Linked DNA regions of Mus musculus: region 2 is linked to region 1. The links are chromatin loops, found by intact Hi-C in ENCODE. Cell type or tissue: left cerebral cortex. All regions are shown on one strand. Each heading gives the region's core, and the rest is flanking DNA. Links, peaks and the distances in the headings are about the cores only.

Evidence for each region. Peaks named below come from ENCODE experiments on the same cell type or tissue, not always from the same donor. Only the 100,000 strongest peaks of a DNase experiment are listed, where the experiment ranks them.
Region 2: a loop joins it to region 1, with 2.4 times the contacts of the local background. A loop is called at or near these places in 9 of 42 quality-filtered maps.

The regions. Positions count from the first base shown.
Region 1 is chr6:50,283,260-50,299,145 of GRCm38, forward strand. It overlaps Osbpl3 (oxysterol binding protein-like 3), which reads right to left. Exons shown (of 24, transcript NM_001347213.1): 24 at 10,068-13,902. The coding sequence ends at 13,806. Among named protein-coding and RNA genes, the nearest start is that of Gsdme, 29 kb to the left of the region's middle. In left cerebral cortex, for the core only: a CTCF peak has its summit at 11,089 (motif pointing left); a DNase peak (open chromatin) is centred at 11,071.
Region 2 is chr6:50,182,375-50,198,468 of GRCm38, forward strand. Mpp6 (membrane protein, palmitoylated 6 (MAGUK p55 subfamily member 6)) reads left to right here. Exons shown (of 13, transcript NM_019939.2): 10 at 1,336-1,497; 11 at 12,152-12,354; 12 at 14,140-14,268; 13 at 15,780-16,094. The coding sequence ends at 15,956. Among named protein-coding and RNA genes, the nearest start is that of Gsdme, 71 kb to the right of the region's middle. In left cerebral cortex, for the core only: no CTCF peak of the experiment used is centred there; a DNase peak (open chromatin) is centred at 8,202; H3K27ac peaks cover 208 bases.

The sequences.
Region 1 (15,886 bases), core at 7,887-15,886:
CTGGCTGTGTAACTAAGGACAAGTGCAATTTCAGATTTTCTTGCCCCAACCGTTTGAGTACTGGATTAGATTCCTGGTTTGTGCTCTGCACCCAGTTTGATTCTTTTCTTTTCTCTCCTCTTTCTGTCTTGTAAATTTTGATAGCGCTGAGGACTAAACCAGAGTTTAGGGAACGATGGACAAGCACTGCTGTGCCATACCCCCAAGCTTCTCCCTCCCTTCTGAAACCACACGGGGGTGCAGGGGTCTGCAAGCAAGAGGCCTTATGAATAGAACTGGGGCTAGGATGCACAGCCCCCTAAGCTGTGGACAAGAACAAAGAATCCTTGGGGAAAACTGAACGACTTTCCCCTCTCCCTGGAACATACACTTCCTGTCAGTGTCCTAAATAATACAGTATAACAACTGTCCACAGCAAATAGTGTTCTGTTAATTGTGTTCTGTTAGCCATTGTTATCGATAGCTTAAGAGAGGCTATAAGCAAATGCTGAGCCATTCTGTATGAGAAACTTGAGCATCTCTGGATTGAGGGATCTGTGTATGCCCTGAAGTCACTTCCCTATGGATAGCAAGGAACAACTATATACAACAGGGAATACAACCCTGAAAGATTTCCTCCTGGATCTATCACCCCTTCCAAGCATCCTACAAACTAAGCTACACCCCCAGTTTCCGTCCTGCAGTCTTTGGGTAGAAAGGGAAAAGATGTCTTTTTGAGGACCTCTTTGTAGATTAGGATGGACTCCAGTGTCTTTCTAATCCCTCATCTTTCTTTGACAGTTCTGAAAATCTCTGGACTTTCCAAGGTCACAGAAAGATTCAGATGCCATGCATTTTTCCGGTGTCTAACACAGCCTCTATTTGCTGTTCATTCAGTTTTTGAGTGTCCTTTTGTCTTTAATTTCCCTATCTTTAATTTCATAGGTGTGTGTCTGGGATGCTCAAAAGTATTCAAAACATATGAGGTCAAGGTTGAGAGCAAATTATCCTGAAGTTTTTTTTTTAATTAAAAAAAGTGTGAGTGTATGTGTGTGTGTGTGTGTGTGTGTGTGTGTGTGTGTGTGTGTGTCTGTGTACTCATGTATACATGGGTGCCAATACCCACAGAAGCCTGCTTCTGGATCTCCTGTTATAGGCAATTGTGAACACCCCATGTGGGTGTTGGAAACATAACTCAGGTCCTCTACAAGAACAGTGCATACTTCTAATGACTAAGCAATCTCTTAAGTTTATGACTTTTAGATAGGGTCTAATATGCCCAGGTTACCTTCAAACTCATTCAATAGCCAAGGATGGCCCTGAACTGATTACTGATTCTCTAGGCTCTACCTCCCAAGAGCTAGACAATGCAGTGTGGGGGATAAAACTCAATGTTGTGTGCATGCCAAGCAAGCAATCTACCAACCGAGCTACGTCTGCAGGTCCATCCTGCAGGCTTTAAGAAGGAGTGGACAATCTGTCTTTCTGAGAGACTTGAGAATTAGAAGGGACTTTCTCATCCTTCATCTTCCTTGTATCCTCATCCCAGTTGCTCCAAAGGTGTGGTCCTCTCACGCCAATCTCTACTGCTAGCATTCAATTGCTGCTGCACACAGACTGTGTCACGGGCAGTTGTCACCCTTCCCCTGCCATCCCTCTCCAACTCTCACACTCACTTCCAGCTTTAAAGCTGTGTGCTCACAAACTCCCTCAAGCTTACTGTTGTGGTTTAGATGTAAAGTATCCCCCATAGGCTCATATATTTGGACATTTGTTCTCCAGATGGTGGCGCTATTTTGTAAGACTGTAGAGCTTTTTAGGAGGCAGGACCTCAGTGGAGGAAGTCAGCCATTGGGTGCTGGCTCCGTTTCCTGTTTCCTCTCTGTATCCCAACTGCAAATACAATGTCATCAGGTGTCCCACAGCCCTGTCACTATGCCTTCCTTAGCATGGTAGACTATATCTTTACACTGTAAACCAAAAACAGCTCTTTTTCCATTCGGTTGCCAAGTATTGGGTCACTGTCATGAAAGAGTAACTAGTCCATTTGCCCAATTTCCTTGGGAAGATCCGAGGGATGGAACACAGCCCCCGGTTGTCATGTGTACAAATAAAATCACAGAGTGTGTGGAAGGTGTTTCTAAACCATTGGGAATAAAAGAAACTAAAGCCAACAGCTAAGTCTTCCACAACAGGTGATCCTGGAAGACACATCTCTCAGGTTTCCTTTTCTTAAGATATCACAGCTCGTCAATGAAGGTAGCCCCTTTCCTGAAGACTCCAATGCCAGGCTTTATGGTCACGTTTTCCTCTCTTGTTAGAAAATATTATGTGGCCACCATATCTAGTTCTAAGAAGGCAGATAACTTACTTTAGATTCTCAGCTTAGGAACAAGGAAAAAAGCTAAATTTAGATCATCCACTATGCGTTCAGTATATAGTTAGATTACTTTTGCTGTTGTTTTGACACAAAGTCTTACTATGTAGACCAGGATGGCCTCAACTCACCAAGTTCTGTCTGTTTCTGGCTCCTGAGACTAGAAATAAAGGTATGTGCCACCATGACCTGCTAGATAGCTTTTGATATATGTTATCTGATTAATTTCTATATTATAAAATGAAGATGGTTATATAATAAGATTATGGTCCACTTAATTTGAAAAATGAGGCACAGAAGAACAATAATTGTCCTAGTAATTATATTTTTAAGAATGCAAAAGTGGTACTAATGTGTAAAATGAGTAGAATTCTATGGTACCTCAGAGTTGCTGTGCTAGGCACATGTTCAGCATCCCAGTACTTGGGAAACAAGAGAAGGATGGTAAGTTCAAGGCCAGCCTGGCTACGTGGTAAGTCATAAAACAGTCTGGGCTACATGGGACCTGTCAAAAAATTGTTTAAAAGATTGAAAGGAGATATCGGGAATTCCTGACACATTACTGGCCCGTCCAACTCACCAGTCCAAACTAGTTCTTAGAATCTGTGCTACAAATGAAGTATGATAAGGATGAGATTCTAGGGACCAGCTATGGTAGGTATGGTTAGGGTATTTACAAGTCTCAGAAACAAGAAGATATGGGGAAGGGCACAGAGACACAATTCTGTGTCATCTACACTGTGGTCGAAGTCCTGTGTCACCTATGTTCAGACATCCAGTTCCTGCAAATGCCAACATGATAATTCTAAATCTAACCCATTTTATGACCAGGTCTTTTAAGACTTCACCAAGATTCACCATTTCAGTGCTGAAAGATTACAGTTAATGCCTTAGTGAAAACCTATGTGGCCATCATAGTTCTGAGAAGCACCTGAGCCTGGTGGTCAGGAACCATGGGGCATCTTTCTCCCTGTGCCAGTCTGATGCAGACTGTGCCCTTCTCACTCTTAAAAGGCCATAAATTCATCCGCGTGTGCGTGTGCACCTATGCTATGGTTTGGGTGTGAATTGTTCCCCCACAGGCTCCTGTATTTGAACACTTGGGTCATAGCTTGTGGCACTGTTTTGGAAGGTCACGGGACTTCTTGGTCCATGGAACCAAAGCTCAGCCTTTCTCCATGTCCCTTTCCATCCTGAGAGTCCACAATGGAGGCTGCACCTTTACAAATGGCTTCAGGGTCTTTCTACAGGACCTCCAATTCTGACACATGGTGCTACAGGACCTCCAATCCTGTCACATGGTGCCACAAGACCTCCAATCCTGTCATATGGTGCCATAGGAACTCCAATCCTGTCACACGGTGCCAAGCCTCAGCTGCTCCCCACAACCCCTTTGTGCCTTTAAAACCAATGCCATGTGGGAGCCTCACATACACTGCCAAGTCTGGTCGTCATCTCGAGATGGTCCATCTGGACCACAGTGAGTGTGTGCTCACCCTGAAGAAATAGTTCCCAGAAGACTTCACCTCAATGCTGTTGCCTCTTGTTAACTACAGCTGACTTCACAGGCCCCAGCTAACCAGCCTCACATGTCCCAGGAACAACAGATTCACTTCAGTGGCCCAGAGTCTTGTTAATCACAGCTAATTCACCCACCCTAGTAAAACAGAAACCACATGCTCTTAATTCAGAATATCATCCGAAGAGCCCTGAGAGAGTTTTTCCTTCCCTCTGAAACATCACAAGCCAGGCGTCTGCTGACGGTATTTCCCTCAACTCGCTAATCCTCCAAGCTCCCACAGAACAGCCCATTAAGTTTGGCACACTCAACGGCTTTTCCAAATCAAAGTTCCAAATACTTCTGCAATCCTCCCCCATACCTCATGGTTAGAGTTGTCACAGCAATAGTCTTGCTCATTTCTCCATGATCTAAAGTGATTGGGGAAGAAAGGGTCTTATTTGTGTGTTTGTTTGACTTACTCTTTATCACTCATCCCTGAGGGAAGCCAGGGCAGGAACTGAAGCAGAGACCACGGAAGTAGAATACTGACTACTCACTGCCTGCTGTCCACAGCTTGCTCAGCTTGCTTTCTTACACAACCTAAGAACACTTGCCTGGGATGGCACCACGCACACCCCAGGCTGGGCCCTTTCACACCAGTTATAAGTCAAGGAAATGGCCCACAGGCCAATCTGATGGAGGAAATTCATCGCTTGATGTGCAGTCTTCCCAGATGACTCCATCTGTCCAAATCAACAGAGTAACCAGCACCTCCAGGTTGGATTTGAACGTTCAGTGCCTCCCTGCCTCAGGTTACCTAGCACTGGGGTAGTAGGCATGTAAATTTTCTGTTCCTTATCTTACATTTTGGCTCTTCGAGTCAGTATCTGCTATGTAGCTAAGGCTGGCCTCAAAGCTCGTAGCAATCCTCCCGTCCTATCCTGTAGAGGCATGTACCGCCATCTCCATGCCCAGTAAAATGTCTATTTCTAAAGTAAAATGTCTATTTCTAAAACTAATGAGTGCCAACCATTTTATTGTGTTGTTACATGATTTTATAATTATTTAAATTTTAACTATTTTTTAAAAGTAATTGCGTTAGTTATCCGTTTTGACACAATATCTGAGATGCACACATTAAAAGAAGAAAGGGTTTGGCTTGTGATTTCAGTCTCAGCCTATGGTCATTCCACCTTATTACTTTTGGACCTGGGGTGAAGTTGAAGAGCCTAGTGAATGGGAAGCTGGGGGCAGAGGAAGCAGTCACCTCACAATAGCCAGGAGGCAGGAAGAACAGTGGAGGGGGTGGGGCAGGGAGGGGCTTGAGTCGTCATATCACCTTCAAGGGCCTAACACAGTGACTCAATTCCTCTACCAGCCTCACCTCTCAGAGGTTCCACTACTTCCCAATAGAAGTACGGCCTAGGAACCAAGTCTTCAAAAGACTGGCTCTGGGGGACATTTAGGAGGCAAACAATAACAGCAACCACACATCTTTATGACTCGGTAAATGAGTAAGAACAACTGCCAGGAACAGCATATGGGTTCTGGAGTTTTCCTGGACTCTACCAAGCTGGTTTCTCCGCCCAGGTTAAACTCTTACATGTGAAGAATGCTAAGTATTTTAACCAATCAAACAAAACAGCTAAGACGTGAACACTCTGAAATTGCCACAGAGATGATCCTTCTTGCGTGCCTGTGATGCCCCAAAGCCTGGCCCTTTATCTGGACCCCAAGGCACACTGATTAAGTGACAGGCTTTCAGGGACACTTCAGAGAGCAGAAACAGAAAATGCCACTTAGGAAGTGACTCTTTGGAATTCTGGTTTGTTGTTTCATTAAAGATTTACTTTTTTAATTTTATGTGTTTGAGTGCTAAGTTAGGGTTTTACTGCTGTGAAGAGACATCATGACCAAAGCAACTCTTAAACACACAACATTTAATTGTGGCCGGCTTATAGGTTCAGAGGCTTAGTCCACTATCATCACAGTGGGAAGCACGGCAGAGTACAGACAGACATGGTGCAGGAGAAGGAACTGATAATTCTACATCTTGGTCCACAGGCAACAGAAAGTGACTGGATTCTATACTGGGCAGAACTTGAGCATAGGAGACCTCAAAACCTGCCCCAACAGTGACACACTTCCTCCAACAAGGTCACACCTATTTTAACAATGCCTCGCCTCCCAATAGTGCCACTCTGTGGGTCAAGCATTCAGACACGAGTCTATGGGGGCCATACCTATTCAAACCACCACATTCCACTCCCTGGCCCCCACATGCTTGTAGACATAACAAATGCATTTAGTCTAACTTCAAAAGTCCCCATAGTCTATCACAGTCTCAACAATGTTTAAAGGTCCAAAGTTCAAAGTCTCTTCTGAGATTGATGCAATCTTTTAACTGTAATCGCCTATAAAATCAAAGTAAAGAAACCAGATCACATATTCCCAATATACAGTGGCACAGGATGTAAATTACCATCTCAAAATGGAGGGAAGGGAGTGTAGTGAGGAAATACTGGACCAAAGCAAGACCAAAAAACCAGCTGGGCAAACTCCCTGCCATATATTTGGCCCCAGTGGCTTTCCTTAGATGTGGAGAAAGATCCAACGCCTCTTTCAACACAATGGCCTCTCTGGACCTCCATGCAGGGATACCCCTGATACATTCCTGGCCTCTGCAACTTTGCTTAGTATCAGAGGGAAATTCCATCCTTGATTCTAAAGACGGAATCATGTGGCTGAAGCTGCCACGTTCTGCTACATGCTGAGGCCAGAACATGTCCCCTTGTTTAATTCTATCTTCACCAGCTTTCTGTTTGCCATGGATTCCTTAACTGCCTATGTTTGACTGTTCTGAAACTTGTTCTGTAGACCAGGGTGGCCTTGAATTCAGAGATCTCCATGCCTCTGTCTCCCAAGTGCTGGAATAAAAGGTGTGTACCACCACCACACCTGGACCTAAGCTTTTCTTTAATTCCATTTACTTATAGATCTTTATAAGCATGGCTACTATGCCTCAAGATCTGGATTAAAGATGTGTGTCAATTAATGGTGTGATGAAAAGCATATGGCATCCCACCTCAAGATCTGAATCAAAAGCCCTTGTCTTTCAGCCTCAAGATCTGGATCACAAGTGTGTCCTCTATGTCTGGACTGCAGTTCATTCTAGATATAGTCAGGGTGACCATGGAGAATAGCTATCACAGTCTGCCCCTTGGCAACTTGACATACAATCATATCTTCTTACATCCAAATGAAAACAATAGCCCTATCATAATCATGATATAACTATCCCTCATACAACCACAAACAAAAACTCGGGTCATAATAATGCCTAATATAATATAACTATCACTTGTACAACTACAAACACATTGCAAATTTGGAATAGGTGTCAATGTCCTTTGGGGAATATATTTTGGTATCTCAAACTTAAATATGATAATTTGTGTTAAAGAAATTGAAAGAAAACACAATTATTTGTATAAATACATTCTTAAAATACAACAGAAGTACTCATGTCAACTATAATCCTCGCTTCTGTAACTGGTCATGTGGCTTAGATGGTATTTATAACTACCTTCCTCTACTACCCATTCTCTATTTCCTTCATCCTCTGCATGCAGGTCTTGGATCTTTTCCTGGGGAAGTGAGCCACACCTTCATTCCTGATGGGTCTGTGCCCTTTGTCATCCTGCTTGGGTCAGGCTGTTGCAGTTGCCCATTGACTTTACTCACAGGACACTAGCACTGAGATGCCCTAAAGGATCTCCTACACTCACGACATCATCTTTCTTACCTCTTGAGCCAGGCGGCCAAAGTTCAAATCACCCTCAGCACCATTGACTTCCATGTTCCTACTAGGATGGCTAATTAAGCCACACTGAAAGCACTCTACTGCTTTCCTAATCCAATGTCCCCAAGTCCACATTCCTTCAAACAAAAACACGGTCAGGCCTATTATAGCAATACCCCAGTCCCTGGTACCAACTTCTGTCTTACGGTTTTATTGCTATGAAGAGACATCATGACCAAGGGGACTCTTTTTTTGCTTTGTTTTTGGATTTTTGTTTTTTGAGACAGGGTTTCTCTGTGTAGCCCTGGCTGTCCTGGAACTCACTCTGTAGACCAGGCTGGCCTTGAACTCAGAAATCCACTTGTCTCTGCCTCCCAAGTGCTGGGATTAAAGGCTTGTCCTCTTTTTTTTTAAGGCTGTAGAAAGACTGAGAGATCGGTTGTATTTCAGACATGGTAGGCTGCAACAAGAAAAATAGGATCTGTGGACCAAAGGCATTTGTACTGATGTGACAGGCAGGCCATGATGATGTTATCAAAGGAATCCCAGTGGCTTAGTAAGAATGGAAGACTTGTTTTGTTTTGTACCACTGGCCCGAGTCTCTCTCTCTCTCTCTCTCTCTCTCTCTCTCTCTCTCTCTCTCTCTCTCTCTCTCTCTCTCCCTCTCCCTCTCTCTCTCTCCCTCTCTCTCTCTCTCCCTCCCTCTCCCTCTCTCTCTCCCACTCCCCCTCTCCCCCTCTCTCTCATTCTAGTAGAACATTCAGAGCTGATATGGCAGCTCAATAGTGTAGGTTGACCAGTTATCTCAGTTTATCTAAGCCTACAGCAGCTCCTGCTTAACAGGACTCTATGATAGAACAGAGAATGACCTGGGCAAAGCAGGATGGGTTGTTTTGCTTTTGGTGTCAGGCCCCTCCTATCTCTTCCCTGTCGCTGAGACCCAGACTTCCTCTAGATTCATCACCAATTTAGAGGAACTGCCATTCGCTCTCCGTGGACCATGTGGGCAATGTCTGACCACACTCTGATGAGTGACTAACTTACTAGCTTGCCACCAGATGCACGGCTTCTAAAGGCAGAGAAATGTCTGGGTTTAGAACTCTTCCTTGCTCCATAAATGTACCTCCCAAGACTCCATCACAGCAGCAGCTGGGGCCTCCTTACGTGCAGCCCTTTAAAAAAGTTCCTGAGCAATAGCTGGGCACGGAAGCACACACCTGTAGTGTCCACCCTGGGCAAGAAGTGAAACTCCTTTGCAACCGAATCAAAAGAAATTTGTTCCTAGGCAGCAGAACAATTGTGTCCCAGACCCATGGTGGTGCTAAAATGCTGATCAATACTGTGCCCTGGGTTGCCTAGGTTTGAAATACCCGGAGAAAAATTGTGTGTGTGTGTGTGTGTGTGTGTGTGTGCGTGTAAATTACTCCGAGGACCTTAACCGAATTTAAAGAGTCTTAATTAATGTATCTTTCTCAGTCTCTGAGTTTAAATGACAGCAAGAAGAGCCTCCTCTCAGCTCATTAAAACCATTACATGAATGGTTGATTTGAGACCTAGGAAGGGACAGCTCTTCCAGCCAGTTCTGGATTGTCTAGCAAAGTGGCATGTACCTTCAAAGCCACACTCCTGATGGGCCTCCTTTCTGGGAGCTCCATTTGCCACTGAGGCAGCATGGGCTTCTTGTCTTGTTAATCTCCCATGTTTCACACTTGCTCTGGGCCCTTCATCTCATTCTCTTGAATCTGTTGGGTTGGCCTGTGTTATGGGAACGCCAGGTGGGGAGACAGTCCTGGCTTGCTCATTACTGATGTCCGTGAGTACAATGGCAGGGGTATAGTAAGAACGTGACTGAAGATTTAAACTTGAGGTATATTATCCAAACTGTCTCCTCAGTTGTCTGGATCATGATGCTTTAATACCAACATGAGCAAACAGTGGCCAATAATTTCAAAGTTCTTAGGCTGCTTTTCAGATATTCTTTAGCACCACTCTATTGTAAACAATGCTGGGACACACCAACTTGAACCAAATGGAGTTCACTGGATGCTCAGGGACGCACCTTAGAGAGGGACGTGCATAGGTCAGTCACGATTTGTATGACTACACAGGCATAATCAATTAGCACTCTTCCATTTCATGTTCTGACACAGAGGAAATAGTATTTCCATAGCATAGTAAGGTGGGTGGAGTAGGGGATCCTTTGGCTTCTAGTGCCTATTCCTAGAGCTGAGAATGCTGGGAAATGCCAGGAAGAAGACTACAGCAACCCAGGTCTTCCCAAGTCACTGTCTCAGTGTGCATCACTTTAGGTGAGCAGCTATGTTCTTCTAGACAGACTCTAGCCAGCATCTTGCTGCCTTTCCGTCAACCACAGCTACACACAGCCAGGAAAAACAAAGACAAAGGCAGCCTTTGCTGTATTCTTTATTCTCAGTCAGTGAGCTACACAGTAGGGCAAGACAACAAACTAAAAGGAGCCGCTGGAGAATCGAAATGGGAGTGGGGAGTGGGGTATGATTTAGATTTTACAAATGGTTAAATAGAAGATTTACAAGTATCATTTTCCCCAAAACATGTCCTGTGGGCTAACAGAGGAAGATTAAAAAAAAATCATCACAAATGAAGCGAATGAGTCACTTCTGACAACTGTATCCCCTAAACCCAGTTTCAAAAACAAGCAAACAAAAAACTGGCTTGCACTTTAGACCATCTTGATTTGCAGACACATTTGATAAGGTTTTCCAACAAAGATAATCACTGATTCGCAGGATCGATACAAGATAGAAAACAGAGCGTGTGAAAATAGCTTTGATCTACTAGCAAAAATAGATTTATGCTGATGTTGGTATTAAAAATAAAGACATTCGAATAAATTCTGACCAAACACTGTAGCCTGTATTTCTAACTAAGATCACGAGAGCAACTTAGAGCCCTGGCTGGTAGCTCGAGGGTGTGAGGACAGTATCTAATAGCTACAGTCCCTCAGAGAGAGTGTGTGGTGTGCACAGTAGGCCTACATTAAGAAGCAAAGTAGCCCTCACCTCTATTTTTGGCTTGACTTCTTTAAGGGTAGACTGAAACAATGCATCATAAATCTGACAAATACAAAGGAAGACAGTGCTAGAAGGCTGAGCAAATGATTTATTGGAAGTAATTAAAAATAGGATATGAGGAAAACAGAAGCCTAAGTGGAGTTAACATTTAAAAAACTCAGTTTGTGTAGTTTTCCATCAGGAAGCCCCCAGAGGCACTGGAAGGCTTGGGGATTGCTGAGGCATTCTTGCTACTTAGTAGGTAATTGTATTTATGACCTAGAGTGAACCCCCATCTGTTTAGTACAAGAACCCTCCTGAGACTGTTGAATGGCAAGCTGTTTAGTTAATACCAGGCTCCCCCTAGTGTCTCAAAAAGCACACTGCATTCCATCTCTTTAGTTAGTACCTGACCCCTGGTGTCTGGGATGTGAACTGCCAATGTTTAGTTAGTACCAGGAGCATCCTAGCATCAAGATGTGAACTGCAGGAAGAAGCTGCACTGAGGCTTTTATTACGACAGGGCCTGTGGAGGGAACTACACTACTCCTTTGCCACACTGAAGATACTCATTCCTTAACGATACCTTGCAGATCGGGGTTGTGAGTACTGAGAAGGTGCAGTTTGTGGTTAGCACAAGGTCCTGCTACTGGGAGAACATCTGTGACTTACCATAAACTTGAAATAGGATAATTAGAATGAAAGGGGCTGAAACATGCACATCAAATGGTGCAGCGATTGGCATTGTGTACTGGAGTAAGTCAGGAGTTCAGAAAGATTAAACTTTACTTAATTCTTCTCGAAACAATACCACAGTTCTGTTTTCCTTATGGAAACATCCAAGTTCTAGACACACAAACTCGGAGGAAGAGTGTGTGAGACAGAACGAGAGGAATGTAGCAGCCTCCTCCCTCCAGCAGGGAGTTTTAAGATTCACATAGCAGCATGCACCTCCTGACCATCTACATTCCGAAAGCCCTTCATCCAGACACGGGCAGTGACTTACAGAGCTTGCACATGGTTCTGGAACATATTTTTGTTCATGCTTCTCCCTGATCCAAATAAGATGACTACAGAGGAGACATTTGGGTCAGCTGTAGGTGTGGATCCAAATTAAAGCTTGAAGTCAACAGAAATTATACCACGAGATACTTTAAGAATGTTCAAACAACTGGCTGTACTGATTCTGGGGATACATTCTCGATTTTGTGGGATTTTTTTTTTTTTTTTGTCATTTTCCTTCTCCTTTGGGGCGGCCTCTCGAGCAGGCCTACTTCACAGTCAGTATTGCTGAAATCCCACGTGTCCTCTCGGGTTTGTTTCCCTGCCGAGATCCCTGCTTACATCTCCAGCCTGTGGTCAGATGTGGATAGCGCTTGAAAAGGAAAAAAAACAAAACAGGAACTAAAGAATCGCCGCACCACCCAGCTGCTTAGAAATGGAAATGAGATTCATGCTGCGTTCATCTTGGTGTCTCCACAACATGGAAAAAAAATGAACCAATATTTAATGAGTTGCTTAAAATGACAGTCACTTGTAGACTCCAAAGACTACTGATTCACCTTCAACACTCCACTTGTGAAAACTTCAGCAGTGCAGTTGGTTATCTGGTGTGACACAGGTCAACTCTGGGAGTTGGCTCTTTCCTTCTATCTTTTAGATAGGTCCTGGAGACTGGACCCAGTGCCAGGTTCACACAATAAGTGCCTGTGCCTGCCGAGCCGATCTCACTGGCCTCCCAAATTCGTTCTATAGAAATCTCTTTACCCTATCATTACACGCAATGTTTCATAGAACTGCTACAGACATCCGAGTCAAAGGCTTAACAATCAGACTTTGGTTTTAATGTGCTCTGGGCAGAAGTCAGAGTTGTTTTGATAACACAATTCAGCTACTGTGCACATTCTATTATCATGATTTAAAGTAAGACACTTATAAGAACAACAGTTTCCCTTTGGTAGCTCCTGTCTGAGACAGATGCAGAACTCAGAGTATTACAAATAAGAAGAGAGTCAAGGAAAGAGGTAAACCCTTGCAGCTTTCTCAAGAGGACGACATAGAAGAACAGCAATGTTTGTCTATAAGGCAGATGGTCAAACTGGCTATACAAGGTCAAAAGGGCGGTGCTCGGTAAGAGGTAGAGAGTACCAAAGCCGTGTGGAGGAACAACGCTGGGTTATTTAAAGCCACCAGTGACTTCGCTGAAGTTTAGAAGGTCACACTGCCGTGGGCTGTTACTGTTTATACTAAATGAGAGACATTTCATCCTCAATAGGGGCCAAAAAGAGGGCTTGCAAGCCAGGGGTGGAGCAGGAAGCTGAAAGTAGTTTCTTAAATTTTTAAGGATTCAGCTCTTACTGAGGACAAACGAAACGTCTGCTGCCTCCCTAGGACACCATTGGGACACTGAATTAATGGAGTCTTCTCTGATGAAGGCAACGTCTCTAGGCAAGCTGGGGGCAGTTTTATACACAAGGCAACAGAAGTAAAGGGAGGGAAGTTTGCACTTCTGGTTGCTTGATGCCCACCTTATATAAAGAATATGCATCTCACTAACTTTATACAGATTTCTTAACCAGGAAAATGCAAATGAAAACATTCTTGGTACTTCAGCACCGGCAGAATTGTTCTGTATGAGCAATCGAAGAGCTGTCTGAGGCGAAAAGATATCCCAGCTACCAATTAACCCTGGGTAGCTATGCATGGGTGAGTATCCCTGGGTGTTATTATTTCTTAACGCATCTGGGACAATTTTTTTCCAGTGTGATTTTATAAGGCATAAATTTGAAATTTCCCCCTTACCTCTGGAAAATTAGTGTTAAATGTTTTTTTTTTTGTAACCCACACATTAACATTCAATCTTTCATTTTTATTAAATAGTTTATATATATAAAAAGAAATACCGAGGTGTTCTACATTCATATAAACAATCATGATAACACTTGAAATTTTAAAGAGACTTACTGAAGAAAATATATACTTCAGCGCTTACAATGCTACGCTAAGCACAAGTGATCATTCTAGATGCTATCTTTTAAACATACAGACAGCTGTGCGCTGCTTCCGGAAGCAAATGTGGGCAAAGTTACAGGAAATCTCCTTCTCTTTTACATTTCACCATAAGACGGGATGGTCCAACTTGGAAAAGCCAAGGTCTTTCCTCAGTTCCAGGTAGGTCCCATTGCTTACCCAAGCATCGTCACTGGATTTCCTGTGAGAGATGAGACGAGACAGCTTCTCTTAGAGTCCGCTATGACCTCCTCTCTCCCCCTCCTTCCTTTGCTTGCCCACCATCACTCCAGAGAAATTCATTGTTCTTGTTTGGGTATTTGAGTGGTGTCCAAAGACTGACAAACATTTTTTATTTCTGATATATACTTAAGCCTGGAAGTTGGGAAGGTGGTGCTTCTAAAAGGATGCCCCCTCTGTATGTGTGTGTGTGTGTCCCCATCCACCCTCTCTCTGTATGCTGTACATCAAACAAGACTGGACTGATAGCCACCACACTGGGAACAACTAAATACTACCCAATCAACCAGGCTGATCGAGGTCAGTCTAAGTTAGCATAAAGCCAAATAGAATGAACAAAAAGGAACTGGACCGTAACAGTCATGAGAGAACTTTTGGTTTAGGGCTCTGGGAAAAGATCATCTCCTACATAGATAGAAATTCAAAGGGCACAAAAGGATCCAGAGCCTACCATTTTCTGGTTAGCCCTACCTCCCAGCCTCACGTCTGCTTCCGGGCAGTGATGGTGTCAGCTTTCTTCTGCCGGAGAAGAAGCTACACACACTTGGGCTGCACACACACTGCCTCCTCTCCCTTCACAGGCCTGGGCGGTGCTCTAGCCTTGGGTGGTTGACACCACAGTCTCTACTGGAGCTCACTGACACAGTAACGCGTGTGATGTCTGTCTTCACTGTCCCTCTGTGAGCCAGCACACTAAGGTCAAGGACCCAATTCAGCCTCCAGTGCCTGTGTTTGTGACGCTGGGACCAAGTCCAGGGTCTCATGAATGCTCTCCAAGAATTCTATCAACAAGCCACGCGCCAAGCTCCACATAATCTTTGAAATATTGTTTTATTAGAACACAGCCCTACCCTCTTCTTGAAATATTATCCATGGTTGCTTTCATGTTGAACAACTGGGCTAATTGCTGAGGCCTTGTGGTCTGCCAAGCCAGCAGCATCTGCCATCTGCTTATTATGGGTAAGCTTGTTGACCTCAGCCATTGGGGTTCCCATCCCTTTTTAGACAGTTGAGGGATATTCCATTGTGGGTATGGATGACACTTGCCCCACTGACAGGCAGTTAAGCCGCCATTATCTCCATTAGGAATAAAGCCTATGTCCTTAGTGATATTTTAGTTATTTTTTTCAGAGGCACGGTTTTGATTTTGTTGTCATTATTAACTTGCCTAGGCTGGCCTTGAACTTGCAATCCTCCTGTCTCAGTCTCCGGAGCGTTAGGATTACAGGTCTGTGTCACTGGGACTGGCTCTCTCAGTATTTTGGAATATAGACCTTTGTCCTGCTGCTGAGATTAGTCCGTACAGCCTTCCAAAAGCTGCCCCTGTTGTCCACACCAATAAATAAACCTGGGGCCACACCAAACAATAAACCACTGGCTGTTGGACAGGAGTGGACCCTCCAGTCTGCATCTGCTACAAAAGCTGCAACCAAACCCCCAAATCACACCGAGCTCTGCCAAGACTGTCAGGAGGGGCAAAGGCCCCATCTGGAAGATTCCACCGGCTCCTCATTCAACTCCTGTGTTCTCTGGGCTTCTGTTTCTTCTCAGTTAAAATAGGGAAGAGCGGATAAACAGCTACAATTGCTCACAACCATTTTACAATTTTAAGTATATTTTAAGCAAGACCCTCTCAATGATTGATTGATTGATTGATTGACTGGGTTTCACAGGGTAGCCCAGGCTAGACTCAAACTCTTACCAATCTTCTTGCCTCAGCCTCCCTCGTGCTGGCATTATGAGTATGACTGTAAGTCACTCATGCCTAGCTCCAGAAAGTTATGTGAAGAGTGAAGACCAATCAGGCCTTCCAAACTCAAGCACAAGTGTATTGGAACTGCTGATTCGAGGCCCAGGTACTTCACATCCTACAGCAGGGCTGTCATCAACTAGCCTGTCCTGAGAAATCTATCCATGCTAGCCAGCAGCCTCAGCTGCAAATGGGA
Region 2 (16,094 bases), core at 4,035-12,034, 100 kb before region 1:
GGATGAAGTGTTCTTACTGCAGGTTGAGTAGGGCAGTAAGGCTGGGTGGTGTGTTTCAGAATCACTCTGGTTTTATCATTCATTAACTATAGGAAACTGTATATCATTAAAACTTTTAGCTCGTTTTTGTAACTTTTTCCTTGACTTGACTTATAATTTGAGGCTATAGCCTACTGAAAATACTTTTTTATCTAGCATTTTATTTTATGTATACATTTCAGAATCTCCGTACTTAGACGTGAGTGTGCTGATGCTAGAGGTGGCCTACTCTGCCTATACAAGTCCAGTAGCCAAGCAGGTGTCCTGTGCCCTGTACTTCATATAAACTTTTTGTGTAAATCACATGAACTATAATTTGATTGATATAAACTGTAAGATCATTATTTTTACTGATAAGTTGCTAATAAGACGCCTTTAGTCCACAGGTTCTCAACCGTTGGGGTCGTGACCCCTTGTGGGTTGACTGACTCTTTTAAATAAGAGTGTCTTACTCAGGGTTTCTATTCCTGCACAAACATCATGATCAAGAATCAAGTTGGGGAGGAAAGGATTTATTCTGCTTACACTTCCACATTGCTGTTCATCACCAAAGGAAGCTAGGACTGGAACTCAAGCAGGTCAAGATGCAGGAAATGATGCAGAGGCCATGGAGGGATGTTTCTTACTGGCTTGCTTCCCCTGGCTTACTCAGCTTGCTTTCTTATAAAACCCAGGACTACCAGCCCAGGGAGGGCACCACCCACAATTGGCCCTCCCACTCTTGATCACTGAGAAAATGCCTTACAGCTGAATCTCATGGAGGAATTTCCTCAAGGGAGGCTCTTTTCTCTGTGATAACTCCCGCTTGTGTCAAGTTGACACACAAAACTAGCCAATACAAAGAAGTTACCTAAGAACATTGGAAAACACAGATATTTACATTACAATTCATATCAGTAGCAAATATACAGTTATGAAATTGTAATGGAAATACCTTTATGGTTGAGGGTCACCACAACATGAGTAACTGTATTAAAGGGTTCACAGCATTAGGAAGGTTGAGTACCTCTGCTTTAACGTAGAGAGTATTGATAAATGTGCATAAAACGCTGGGATTTTGTAGCTCAGTAAATGAGTATCTGAGGGCAAACGATTGGGGACAAGCATTTAAAGTAAGGTATAAGATAATGTCTGTACCCTACAAAATTTGTAGAAACAAGCCTATGTCATACGTGCACAATTCTAGTAATAGTTAACTATCAAGGCAAGAAGACCACTAGCATACAGAATACCAGGGAATGTTTTTACATATACAAAGTATAACTGAATATAATTTCCTGTTACTTTCACATTTAGAGTTTGATCGTCATGAAATTCAGATCTATGAGGAAGTAGCAAAAATGCCACCCTTCCAACGGAAAACGTTAGTTTTGATCGGAGCTCAAGGTGTGGGCAGAAGGAGCTTGAAAAACAGGTTCATAGTACTGAATCCTGCTAGATTTGGAACAACGGTGCCATGTAAGTCTTCAGTTTCCATTGCTGCTCAGAAAGAGGATGGGTATATGGAGAAAAGGATTACTACTAATGAACACTAGTTCCAGATTAGATTTGGTTATGCTAATGAGCATGGAAGAGTAGGTAGTTCTGGGTCCACACAGTTCTGTCTTAGGTAGTGCTGCCCGCTTGGTGCTCAGCAGTAGCTTCATCTGTCAACTCTACATTGCAGAAGTGCTGAAGACAAATGCATACATTTAAGAGTTGTGGCAGATTACATTCATTTGTGGTTTTTTATGGAACTATTATCCATTTATTTGTATTTTTCAGCCAGTGTAGTATATTTAAAAGAAGACAGCCTACTTACTAGATGCTCAAACACTCAGTACACCAGTGGCTTTGTAGATTTCGGTGGTCTGGTTTAAGTTAAAGCCCTCAGCCCTGAAGGATCCTAAACCTGATATTCTGAAAGCAGGTTCTTCAGAAGGCAGCGTTTACCAGACTTGGCTAAGACCGTGTGAAATGATGCTGGTGTGGAGGAGGCCCGTGTAGGCTCCGGCTCTGGCTCTGACTTTTCACTTTGTAATCTTAGTTCTCCCCTAGCTTTTGCATGTTCACATAGAACACTGAGTGATGTCAGAAATGGAGTAACTGGAGCGTTCAGGTAATTGCTGATGCTATGATACCTGCTGCACATTTGACCTCTTGGAGAAGCCTGAGGAAATGGCCTCTCAAGCCTCTCTCCAGAGAGAAGAGAAGGATTTGTTTCCATTCCTGTTTTTTTCCTTGGCTCTGTTGGTATTTTCTTCTGTAACTATTATCCATGTGTTTGTATTTGAACTCATGGTAGGATGGAACAGCATGGTAGCAGGAGCGTGTGGAACAGGATGCTCTTCACTGGGTGGTAGACAGATAGCAGAGTAAGGGACCCAGGATAAGGAATAGCCTTCCTAGGCATTGCCCAGTCATCAGCTTTTTCTGAAGGGCCAGTTCCTAAAGCTCCCCCCCGCCTTCAGTGTAGCACCACCACTTGGAGCACTTCATATTCAGACCTTACAACTTACACTTATGGACTTTTTAGTCCTACAAAATCACATTGCCCAAAGCTAATTTTAATGTACAATGACTTAAGAGTGTCATAGTATTTGTTTTTGTTTATATTAGTTTTATTTTGGCTCTGTTTTATTTTAGAGATTTTTTCTATTATTTTTAATTAGTTATAACTGTGTATTTTATATTGTGTATGTGCATGTGAGTGTAGGTGCCACAGAGACCAGAAGCATAGGACACCCCCTAGCCACCGCCATTTGAACTTTATAGGCAGTTGTGAACTGCCTGGTGTGAATGCTGCGAAATGAACCCTGCTCCTATGGAAGATCAAGTGCTGTTAACTGCGGAGCCATCTTTAGTTTTAAAAATATTTTATTTTTTACTCAGTAGCAGGCTCCCTTTCGGTGTTTTCATGGCTATCTGATTTGGGTTGCCACTTCTCCCTCTCCCTGTCCCTGCTCGGTGCTCATAGCCTCTGCCTCAGGATTCTGTTTCCACACTCTTACCATATGTGTTCTGCTCCCTCTCCACTTCCTTCTTTACATCAGGTTTTTCTCTTTTTAACTATGTACCTTTTCTAGTTTCATGACCTCTGTCCTCACACATTCCCACAGAAAACACACACACACCACAACTAGGGTCTGGAAATGAGGAACAGACAGTATTTATCTGTCTTAGCTTGAGCTACCCCATTTATTATCTTTTCCAGCTCTGTCCATTTTCTTGGAAATTTCACAATTTCATTAGAACCAAATAAAATTGTAGTGTGTGAATGTACATTTTCATTACCCATTCATCAGTTGCTAGGCATCTAGTTTGATTTCATCCCCTTGTAATTGTGAATAGAAAAGCAATAAGCATTGATGACAGAGCCCTTTGGGTACACACCTATGAATGCTAGTTCTGTTTGTAGAGCCGTGGTGTGTGGGTGGGTAGATGCCTCCCATGGAGGTGTGTGTGTATGCAGAGGCCAGAGGTTCATGGTGTGTATCTTCTCTTATTGCCTCCTTCCTGGGGCTTCTGAGGCAGTCTTTCACTGCACCTGGAGCTCATTGTTTTGAATAGGCTGAAGGCCAGGAAACTCTAAGGATCCAGCTGGTTAACATACCGTCCCCACCACACTTCCCAGACAAGCCCCACCTGTTTGTTTGTTTGTGTGTTTGTTTGTTTGTGGGTATTTTCCTTCATCTGTGACAGTGTACCACATGCTTGCCTGACGTCCACAGAAGCCAGGAAAGAAGAGGCTATCAGAGTCCCTAGAACTAGAGTCATACCTGGATGGTTTTGAGCCATGATAAGGTGCTGGGAATTGAACCCAGATCGCCTGTAGAGAGGCTAGCGCCCTTAATTACAGAGCCATCTCTCCATGCCCTGTGCCCAGCTTTTGTGGGTGCTGAGGAACCAAACTCATGTGACAAGCACCTTGTCAGCTGAAGCATCTCCCTGTCCCACTTTATGTTTCTTGCACTGATGGCCGTATGACTGCACCAGTTTGCACCGCCACCAGCAGTGAATAAGGTTTCTCCTCCTCCAAATCCTCACCAGCATTTGCTGTCATTGCTCTTGATGGTAACCACTCGCACTTGGGTGAGATAGAATCTCAAAATAGTTCTATTTTCCATTATTTTGGTGACTGAGAATATTGAACACTTGTTAAAATATTTATTGGTCACTTGTATTTCTTCTTTTGAGAGTTGTCTGTCTCATTATTACATTTATTGTTTGGCAGTTTAAGTTGGGATTTTTGGTATTTAATTTTCACAGTTCTTTATATGTATAATCTGAAATGTATCTGGCAGTGATTTTATCCTATTTTTTTTTCTGACAGTTCCCTTTGTTATGTGGTTTTTTTAAAAAAAGATTATTTTTAACCACTTTTAATTTTTTTTATTTTATAGGCTTTTCCTTCTGAACATTCTAGAATGTGCCTGTATCTCAAACTGTGTTCATTCTGCGCTCCCTAGCCGTTTCACCATTTCATGTTTGAAGCTAAGGTCCTTGGTCTACTTTGTACCCCTTTACTGTCTTCTGTCTAGTGTGTATTTTAACACCTTTATCAAAAGTTAGGTGTTCATAGCTCTGGGGGTTATTTCTGGGACAGCGGTATATATTCTCTTGCCTGTTGTGCCAGTACCATAATGTCCTCTATTAGAGTTTAAAGTTGAGTAAACCGTGTCCCTCCAGCTGGGTTCTTTCTGCTTAGAATTGTTGTGGCCATCTAGAGTCTTTTCTGTCTCTCTGTTTGTGAATTGTGTTTTCTAGTTATATGAGGAATGGCGTTGGACTTTCTATGGGTTACATTGACTCTGTATTACTTCCGGTTTGTAACCACTTACAGTGCCGCTTTGCTGCCCGGGAGCAGTTTTTCCATTGTTTGCACCTTCAATTCTTTGGTTCATTTTGGTTTTAAAGGATTTTTTTTTCTCCTTTGAACTATTTAACCTTTTCACAGTTAATATATTGTCATATTAACAAAGCTGATTCAACAGTAACAGTAATAAATCTATTCTCAGAAAACAGGCTAGCATTAACATGCTTTCACTGGCACAGCTATGCAGAGGTGGTCAACTTTCCCATCTGTCTGCTCCTGTCTCTCTCTTTACTTTCTTAGTTATTGCTTTCTAAACTTGTGCTTATTTTTTTCCTTACCATCTTCATTCAGATGAAATCCGCATAGCGTTTTCTCCACACACTTGGGTTTCTTGGTTTTAGCATGTTCACATAGCTGTGCAAGTATTTCTATTGTCGCAGGACTTCTACAAGGTCCTTAGTAACAGCCCCTCTCATTCCTGAATTTAGTAAATTTTTTTCTTAGTTTTCCCAAATATTTGTCAATTTTGCTCTTTTCATATTTTTTTGTATCATACATTTTATTAATTTAATCTTGTTTTCTTTTTTGTTTGCTCCTTGGAGTTAGGATGAAGTTTTCTCCTGTTATCCCGGGTAGAAAGTTAGGTTATCCACTGGAGATCTCCTTTTAACAGACACATTTATGCTAGAAATTGCTCAGTAGGTGCTGCTTTTTGCATCTTATAATTTTGCTGTGGTTTATGTTTTTGTTTGCATTCATCTCAGAGTCATTTTTAATTCTAGAAATAGATTAATGTAATGAAACACTTTTTCTCTTCACCACAGAGGCTTAGAATGTAATCTGAGAATAAGACAGTTGTGCAACACGAGTCAGTTAGCTGGAGCTAAAACCGGCTTCTCACATGCTGCCTGCTTGCAGCTTTCTTCCTTCCTAGCCATATATGAAAACTGTCACTGAGATGAGATAGAAACTGAACCTTTGGTCAAAAGGAAAAGTGAAAGGAAAACTAGCGGTCCTCTGCTCTTGGTGCCTCCGCTCTGACACAGACTCCTGTGTGTTTTGTCAGGTCTTTCCATGTAAGCCATCAGTAGGCCTCAGTTAGCCATCTAATGTTTCTTCTTGAAGCTTACCACAGTGCTGATAATTTTTCTCTGCTAAGACACTTTTCTAAGGCTTCAGAGTCCCTCACGAGTATGATGGCCGAGCTGTACTCTATCAGAAGTAGAGACAAAGATATGCTACCAGCACCCAGAAGGGCTCTTGGCAGCTCCATCAGTAATGACCACTCTCAAAGTGTTTGCTATTTTTAGTTTTGATTTCTATTTTTTTTTTTTTTAGTTGACCCGTTTTGGAGTACATTATTTAATTTTACACATTTTATTTTTCCAGATTTTCCTGTTAGTGATGATAATTCCATTCACTTTGTCCAGAGACCATAGGCCTCATTAACTCCTTAGGGATTTTTTTATAGCCTCAGATATAACCTATCTTTGAGCGTGTCACTTGTTCTTGTACACTGCGGGGAAAAGTATTCTCCTCTTGTTGACTGGACTGCTGCCTTGATATGTTCTGTGTAGCTGCCCAGGCCTTCATTTCCTCTGTAACCTTCTGTTCTCTCCATCACTGGAAGCCTTGAGGTCTTCTGCTCTTTTGGTGACGTGTCCATCTTTCTTTTGCTTCATTTCTGTTTTGTTTCATGTATTTGGAGATTCTACTGTTAGGTGCTTAGATGTAAGTAAGCATCTTACTTCTAACGAATTGACCCTTTTGTCGTTGTAATTATTCTTCATTGTTTCTACGATACCTTTCGTCTCCCTGTTGGTCTGCTCTGATGTGAGTTTGCAGCTGTGTCTGGGTCACTGCTTACAGGGATGTCTTTCCATCCTTTACTCCCAACATACCAGTCTCTTTAAGTGTAAGATTCCTTCATAAACAGCATATAATTCGATCCGTTTTTCCAATTTGTTGTGCCATTCTCTTCCTTTGAATTTGCCTGTTTCCTCTTTAAGTACAGCTCTGCATTATTGTAAATATATAAATCAGTTTCTTACCCTTCAAATATGCATCAGGAGAGTTGCATCTTGTCTCTGTGTCCTATTATTGATACTAATGTTAGTCATTGACTATGGCATTTGGTAGTGTTTTTTTTTTTTTTCCCCTGCAAATCTGTAGTTTACACTTAAGCAACCTGTTCAGAGATACTTTGAAACACTGCAGCTGTTTTCAGCAAACTTGGATCCAGTGATTTAAGCTTCTGTCATTAACTGAGCACTATAAAAGCTTTGGAGGAATATCTGGCTACTCTCACTTCATTTGAGTACACAGATAAGGTTTACTTCCTAGTGTTCTGACCCATGGTATTTCTGGCAGCTAGTAAAAACTGCTTTGTTGAATGATTGATCTCAGGGAGGACAGACTGGGTTTTTATCAAGCCACTGGTGCTCTGTGTTCCTTTTCCCTTCTTTGCTTTCAGGCATCTAGAAGAGTCAATAACTTTCTAGTTACTTTCATTTTCATAATTTGTAATTTTGTTAAGCAAATTCATTTTTAGGAATTAAAAAAAAATAGGCTAGTTCCCATCAAAACTGAGGCCTTGATTCTAGTTTCCACTTACCTCGCAGCTCCTCTTGATCTACAGCACAGTGGCTGCACTGGGACAGGTGGGGTATGGCTTATTTTATTACTTGGTTTGTGTCCTTTGCTGCTGCTTGAATTTCTATGGGCTATGTTGTAAGGAGTGAGTGCCAAAAGGAAAGAGAAGTGTTGCATAAAAGATCTTGCTTGCTGGAGTTCCATGTCTTGAATGTCCAAATAGTATCTCTTCAATGCCTTTTTTTTTTTTTTTTTTAAGAATCATTGAAGATTTCCACACTACAAATTTTTCTGGCCAAGGGCATTAGAATTTCTAATTATTTTCTTGGAACTGTGCCCCAAGATTTTATACCATAGCTTCTGTGATCTTTCCTTAACTGGTTCCAGGAAAACACACTCACAAACCTCTCTACTCCCCAAAATACTAAAATCCAGGAATATTTCAAGTTCCATAGAATTTTGCATATAACCCATGCAAAACCTTCTGTGGATTTAAGTCCTGTGAATTATTTATGATGCCTATATATAATGTTAAGTGGTTTATAAATAGCTGTTAGGCTATATTACTTAAGGAACAATGAGAAGGGATAAAAATCTGTTCATAGTCAGTGCAGATAGATTTTTGTTTTTCCTGAATTTTCCCATTCATAGTTAGCTGACAAGAAATACAGAACTCATGGATGCAAAGAAGCAGATAATGTATTTCCTCTTACTGTCTTTCTGTGTGGAACACCTTCAGAACAGTCCTGGGAGGCAGGCTGGCTGGCTTTCAAACATGAGCACACACACATGCATTAGCCTAGAGGAAAAGTGTTACTTGTTTTACCAGCAGTGGGAGTACAAACCACTGCTATTACATGCTACCATAGGCCTTAAGTGTAGGCATACATTTTTTACAACCTACTTTTAATAAGGATTCAACCTCTCTTCTAGCCCACCACCCAGCAGAGGTAGTGGAAGAGAAAAGTCATTAGAATGTGGGGGAAAGTGGACCTGTTCAGCAATAGTTCTTTGGGGGTGAGCTTGATCTTCTTTGGCAGCAGTTCAGTCCCATAGCAAACACCAAATACGACTCAGCAGCTGCAGACCGGTCCTCTAGACAGGCAGACACCAGGGATGAACCAGCAGCCGCAGTCCATTCCTTTCAGCACGCAGACACCTGGCAGCTGTAGTTCAACCACCCTGGAGCAAGGCCACAGAAGCAGCAAGCTGTCACAGGAACGTCACTTAACAGTTCTTCGGCGAGTTTCTCTCAGTGTCAGAGTTATCACAAGTTAAGCTCAACAATGCTATGTAAGGTGAACCAATACATGCATGTCACATCGCAGAGAATAGCGAGTCAGAGCAAACCAAGGCTCAGTGCTCATTTCCCGCTGTCCATGGGGGTTCATATTAATACTTCTTCATCAAGTGTCCTTTAATGTATTTGCTATATCCAAACATCCTTTCACCTGTGTCTGCCTCAGGAAAATAGTCTTTCATGTGTTTGCTTTAGCAAAACAGCCTTTCACCTGTGTGCCCCAGCCAAACATAATTTAGCATAACTAACTTTCCAAAGAACTAGAAGTTTCCACTTCATTTAAGCATTCTTCTGGGAAAATAAATTTACTATGTGGGAAAGGAAAACAATCCATTCCTCCCTGACCTATGTTTCACCACTCATTTGGCTCCTTTTTAGATATACATAAGACGTGTTTAGTAGATGCCCCAGGACCAGGAGGATTGTGTTCTGGTAAACTGCCAAAGATAGACTACATCCTTAATATCTTAGCATCTATTTAGGATTCAAGTGAAGTCTGGGAGTAAAGTTAAGATTCAATTAAATGCTTGCACACTTAAGGAAAGCATTCAAAAGTTTCTAATGCTGATTTTGTGCTGAAAGAGTCATAGTGGCCTTATTAAGATCAACCCTGCATACTGCCCCCAACTTGCGATTCTAGGCTTCCCTCTGGGTCATTACTCATCAGCATGGCTCGCTGCCTGAAATACTCACCTCTTATATTTTCACACACTTGGAGTGTACTTTCTGTTCAAGGAGAGCCTTCTCAGAAACCCCACCTAGCCACTGAACTTAATGTAGAGTCTTCAGTTACCTAGAGGTTGTGGTACAGCACCTAAACTCCACTTCTCATTTGGAGTAAGATTCGGCAGTTCTTACTGTCTGCTTGTTGGAGTACATGTGACAAGAAAAGAGATCTGTATGTATTTTGTTCTTCTTTGACCTGTTACCTAAACAAGTTTCTGTAGTAACAGAATGCCTGTAAGTATTTGATGATAAATCATGAGCTTTTCCCACCAGGTCATCAACATTTCTATATAAACATAATCTTATAACTAAACAAAAAGCTGAATTCAAAAATAGACATTGAAAACTACAAGTAAGTACATGAAAACATGTTCAACATCATTAATCACCAAGGAAACCTAAAAACCTCAGTGTACTACTTCATAACCGTTCAGATGACATTGGGAAGGGGATTACACCATAATGGGATGGAAGAGTTATTTAAGGGACCCAGTTTGGAAAGATGGAAAACTCTGGAAATAGATTGTGTGCTGAGTTACTGGTTGCACAACAGTCTGGATAAACTTTATCCTATTGAGTGGTAGGTAACTTCAAAATGTCTAAACAGTAACTTTTGTGGATGTTTTACCATGATGAAATTTTTAATGTGATCAATAGCTTCTATTTATATAAGAATAGAAATATATTAAAGTACCATATTTTTACAAATCTGTTGTTCACTGCTGATGGACACTTATGTTATATCCCTCCCCTGGGGGCTTCGGGTAAGGCTGCAATGAGCTTGACAGTTACAGTGCCTCTTGACCAGAGACTGGGACTGTGTGCTTGTCTCTGTGAAATGCTGTAATACACACTGGCAGGGGAGGTTGCTGCATTGTGGTCATTTGTTATCATTTTTAAGTACATTATAGAAAAAAGGAGTGTTGTATCAGGAAAATAAGCTGTAAACCCTGTTTTGTTTTATTTTGTTTTGTTTTGTTTTGCTTTTAGTATCCAGACCTTGGGTTTGGTTAACACACAAAATGTTTCTTTGTTGATTCTTTACTACTAAAATTGAGAATCTTGCCAGTCTTAAAATTTCACGTGTAGGAAGTGAAATTGTTCTGTGATAAGCCTAAGGAGTAAGGGCAGCCATTCTGCTCGCTCCCTTCTGAAAGTGAAAAGACGCTTATGTGGCAGTAGCTTTCAGTTCTCTGTCTGTCTGTCCCCTCCTCTGCTTCCTCCCTCCTTTTTGATGTGTCCAGTAGAGAGTGGAGATATAGTCAGAAATCACTGGTATACATTTTGCTATGAAGAGGGAGTCTATGACTGAACTGGGAAGTGATGTGTGCATTTACATATTCAGTTCAAACATCACATTGATGGTTTCAAAGCAGGCTTTCACCAGAAGATGTGATTTTTAAGTTAAGTTGCAGACAGTGAACCAAGTCCTTGTGTAAACTTGGAAGATTTTAAACTCTCTTAGATATTTTGTGGTATGACTTTGAAATTTCACAAACAGGCAAGTTTCAGGACTTTTTTTTTTTTTGAGTGTAGAAACCATCAAACTATTTTGAAGATTGTTGAAATTAAATAGCAGAGGATACCATGTTGTACACAATGGTCTCATTACAAATTGGACCTTTACGTTTACCTTGAATTTAAAGTTCTTTTTGTTCCAAAAGTTGTCTTGGTGTCTTATGCTTGCTACCCATAATTTAACAGTCTGCTGATTTGTTTTTGGGTTTTTTACTTATATCACTTATTTTAATTTCACATGCTTAATGATTTGCTCAGATATTTTCTATTTACTTAACAAAGTAGAGTTCACTCAACTTAGATTCAGGCTAACCCTAAAATACTATAAAAATTATTTTTCTTCCTCAAAGCTACTGTTAAATTTGGCAAAGATGTGAAAGGTAGAAATAATTCATTCCTAGCATGAATGGCCAGCGTGACAGGCCTGAAAGCATTCATAGATTTACCTACTACATCAAAGGATTACCTACCACTGGATTTGGAATTTGAGTATTCACTCTGATTTAGAAACCATAGGTCAGAGTAGAGAGGCTAATGCATGGTGCTTACAAAGTCAAATATTTCACATTTGGGACTATCAATCAGAAAGCAGGACGCCAAATGGACGCTTAGGGCTTGAGGAGAAGAAAAAGACTAGACGTCCTCATTTGTGGGTAGAATTGCACTTCAGAAAACAGGTGATCCTCCAACAAGAATAGGTGACCTTTGCTCGCTTCTGGGTAATCACTGAAGAAATGCTTAGCTGGCCGGAGAGTGGTGGCACAAGCCTATAATACAAACACTCAAGAGACAGGGGCAAGTGCATCTCTGAGTTTGAGGCCAGCCTGATCTATAGAGTGAGTTCCAGGAGAGCCAGGCTACACAGAGAGATCCTGTCTCAAAATACCAAAAAAGAAAAGAAAGACATGTTTAACCAGAAAGGAGGGTATAATCGAATCTTCAAGAAAAAGGAGACTGCATGCATAAGGAAAAGGCAGCATGAAGACTTCTGGATGAGTATGCTTAAAGTTTCAAGGTGAATTAAAAGTCCCTTAAAATATTCTTCTAAATTAGAAATCAACATGCATTCCTGTTCAAGGGCCATACATACATGTTTGTAACATAACGGGAAGGAAAACTTGGACAATGGATAGACAATCATACATTGCCTCTTGCACGTTTTCAACCTTACTTCATTCTAGTTACTTCACGGAAGCCAAGAGAAGACGAAAAGGATGGACAAGCATATAAATTTGTGTCCCGATCAGAGATGGAAGCAGATATTAAGGCTGGGAAGTATTTGGAGCATGGGGAGTACGAAGGAAACCTGTATGGAACCAAGATCGACTCTATTCTCGAGGTTGTCCAGACTGGGCGGACTTGCATTTTGGACGTCAACCCACAAGTGAGTTGCATGGATCCCAAAGCTGCTGTTACTTTCTAGTTTCCTGGGGAGTTTTCGTCTGTGTATTTAGGCTGTGGGAAGTGTGCTTTATCTAAGTAGACATGTGGTTCTCTCTCAACTTCATTATGAGTCCATAGCTAGATACATAAATAAATGTCAATCAGACAACCAAGGCTTGGGTAAAACCATGTGACTGAACCTGCAGAAGTGCAGTATTTACTTGATCAAGTATTGAAATGTTATGTTGGGAAATGTTAAACTTAACTCAAGGGTACAAGATTAGAATACAATTAAGCCATTCCCCTTTCACTTCCCAGACGCACAGACCAGAGCATCCCCTCACTCACTCTCACTCCTGGCTGTCTTGCTCAGGTTCCTGTCCTGTACACTCAGCCCAGCTGCACTTTCCCATTCAGAGATAGGTCATATCTTTTTAGTCATTCCGGTAGGCCTTAAGTATGTATACCAGAAGTTTCTAGTGTTTTTTGTTTTTTACATAAATGAAACAGTTTTCTGTAGATTCTTGACCTTTTATTGATTAACTTTGCCTTTGACAATTTCTTACATGTGAATAAAATATTCTGACTGCCCCTCTCTCCTGCCTCTCTCCCATCACCATCAGCTTCCCCACCTCCTACCAGAAGTAGCATTTCCAGATCCCTGACTTGTGCTTAGTTTTACAGTTCCTTTAGTTTACTCAGGGCCATCTGTGTGAACATTGGGTTAGAACTATTTGCTAGAGCTCTGTAGAATCACAGTTCGAGGCAGTGACTCCCCTACTCCTTGAATCTATCAGTAGTGAATAATTTAGTAGTGTGGCATGAGGTCCTGAGCCCTCCCACCACCCTGACTATAGAAGAGCTCATTCTTGTGCAGACCCGGTCCGGCTATCCACAGCTATTGGTTTTCATGATTGCAGTCACCATGTCTTACTCAGAAGATGGCATTTTAAAGCCCTTCCTGCTATCTTCTGGCCCTTAACTTCTGTTCCTTTTGTCTGCAGTGTCCCCAAGTCTCAGAGGGGATGGTATATAAATCTCCTGTTTCAGGCTGAGCATTCACCCACCACTTACTCTCAGCACCTGGTACAGCCATGAGTCCATCCGTAGTCACCACTGCCCACTAGAAAAGACACTTCTGAGTAAGGCCAAGAACAGCATTTATCTATTGGTATAAATAAATAGGTTCAAAAGGCAATTTGGTTCTGTGTTGATTTATCTTTTTTATTTATGTTTTTTAAAATCTTTCCATCTTTTTCTGTGTAGTTATTTTTTTATTATTATTTGTAGGTGCTGTGCAGTATGAATTTTGTAGTATGAATGAATATTCAGTAAGAGAATCCTACAGTTAACAGATTATGTATCTGGCTCACTAAATTTTATACCTTCTTTAAGAGGACAAAAGAGGGCTGGTGAGATGGCTCAGTGGGTAAGAGCACCCGACTGCTCTTCCGAAGGTCCGAAGTTCAAATCCCAGCAACCACATGGTGGCTCACAACCATCCAGCATGAAATCTGACTCCCTCTTCTGGAGTGTCTGAAGACAGCTACAGTGTACTTACATATAATAAAAAATAAATAAATCTAAAAAAAAAAAAGAGGACAAAAGAGCAATGACACTTGATTTTACAACAAAATAAATGGGTTGGCATACTGTGTGAAGTTAGGACAGGGAGCGCAGGCAGTAAGTTATGTCCGTAAGCTCAGGAAGAGACAGATAGACTTCAATTTATACTAAGGACCAGCACACTGCACATTCTAACATTATATAAATACTCTTTGCACAGGCACTGAAAGTGTTAAGGACTTCTGAATTCATGCCTTATGTGGTGTTTATTGCTGCTCCAGAGCTAGAGACCTTGCGTGCCATGCACAAGGCTGTGGTGGATGCGGGAATCACCACCAAGCTTTTGACGGTAGGCGGCTCTTTCCATGTTAACACCTTTTATTTTCCCTTTTCTTTTGAGAGTGCTTAATCCCATCTAGTCATGCTTAGGAAGTCACTGCTCTGTGTAAAGTACAACAGAAGGAAAATTGACTTACTAGATGTACTTGAGGATTTTAAACAATTTTTTTTTTGTAATCCTTTTGTCTCTTAATTTAAAACAGAACCGATTTTCTTTTATAAAATGAAAAGAACCAGTGCTGGAGCATGTACACTGTGGCCTTCCCGTCTCATCCCTGTGCACTCCTGCACACTGTGGCCTTCCCGTCTCATCCCTGTGCGCTCCTGCGCACTGTGGCCTTCCCGTCTCATCCCTGTGCGCTCCTGCGCACTGTGGCCTTCCCGTCTCATCCCTGTGCGCTCCTGCGCACTGTGGCCTTCCCGTCTCATCCCTGTGCGCTCCTGCGCACTGTGGCCTTCCCGTCTCATCCCTGTGCGCTCCTGCGCACTGTGGCCTTCCCGTCTCATCCCTGTGCGCTCCTGCGCACTGTGGCCTTCCCGTCTCATCCCTGTGCGCTCCTGCGCACTGTGGCCTTCCCGTCTCATCCCTGTGCGCTCCTGCACACTGTGGCCTTCCCGTCTCATCCCTGTGCACTCCTGGGCCTTTCTTGATTCCTTGTTTCTTAATGTAACTGCCGTTTGCTCAGTCTTCTAGTCACTCTGTTGGAAGTAGATCGTTTAAAAGTTTTTCTACCTAAGTATGTTCTCTTCTAAAGTACCTACATGTTGCAAGTGTTCTATTTGTTCTTCGTCTGTCTTTTCTACCAAAAAGCAGGAGCCCTTTCTGTTTTATTGTTATCTACTGATTCCGAAACTTTGCAAACATGAGTAGGATCCCAGTTCATATGGGTAGAGCTCCATGTGAAGGGGATACTTGTGGGAGTGTATGGCAAGCTTCCCTTGCTCGTGCAGAAGCCCTCACTCAGGTGCTCCACCCACTCGGTTGTTCCAGACCAGTTGGTAGTACTTGGTGGGATGCAGACAGCAACTCCACAGAAATAAAGCTGGAGTCTATGGGGTGTATCTGGCACAACTTAGAGTTTTCACATCACACTGTTAAGATTCTCTGTCTTTCTAAATGAAGGGGGTAAATTGGCTTTGAGTTGAACAGCCAATACAAGTGGGGGTCCAGAATTTATACAGACCGTATAAGATAACACCTATTTGGAAAGGATTATATAGAAGTCAGCTAGAAATCAACTACCTGTCTTGTCTTAGACTCACCTTAATAGTGTTAGGAATTTCACTCTACAGCTACCAAAACAGAATGTACAGAATATTCATAAGCCATGGAAGTAGATGGAAAGATGCAACAGGTACAGATATCTGGTAATACCTCCTTCGGCACTATATAGGATAGATTTTTAAGAACTCGTATCTGAATTCCAACAGATATCAACGCCCTTATTTCTTAATCCACTTTAGATCTGAACAAATCAGTATTTATCACCATGCAAACTTCTTTTTTTTAAACCTTCACAGGACTCTGACTTGAAGAAAACAGTGGATGAAAGTGCCCGAATTCAGAGAGCATACAACCACTACTTTGATTTGATCATCGTAAATGACAATCTAGACAAAGCCTTTGAGAAACTACAAACTGCCATTGAGAAACTGAGGATGGAGCCACAGTGGGTCCCAATTAGCTGGGTGTACTGATGATTCAATAAGGTTAACAACAGATAAATAAAACTTTAAAACAGTGACTCAACAAGTCAGCCTTCTGCTGGGCGAGCACATGCAGAGGTGGAAGGCGCCTGCGCATCAAGGCATTTTTATTGTGTAGATTGAAATAAC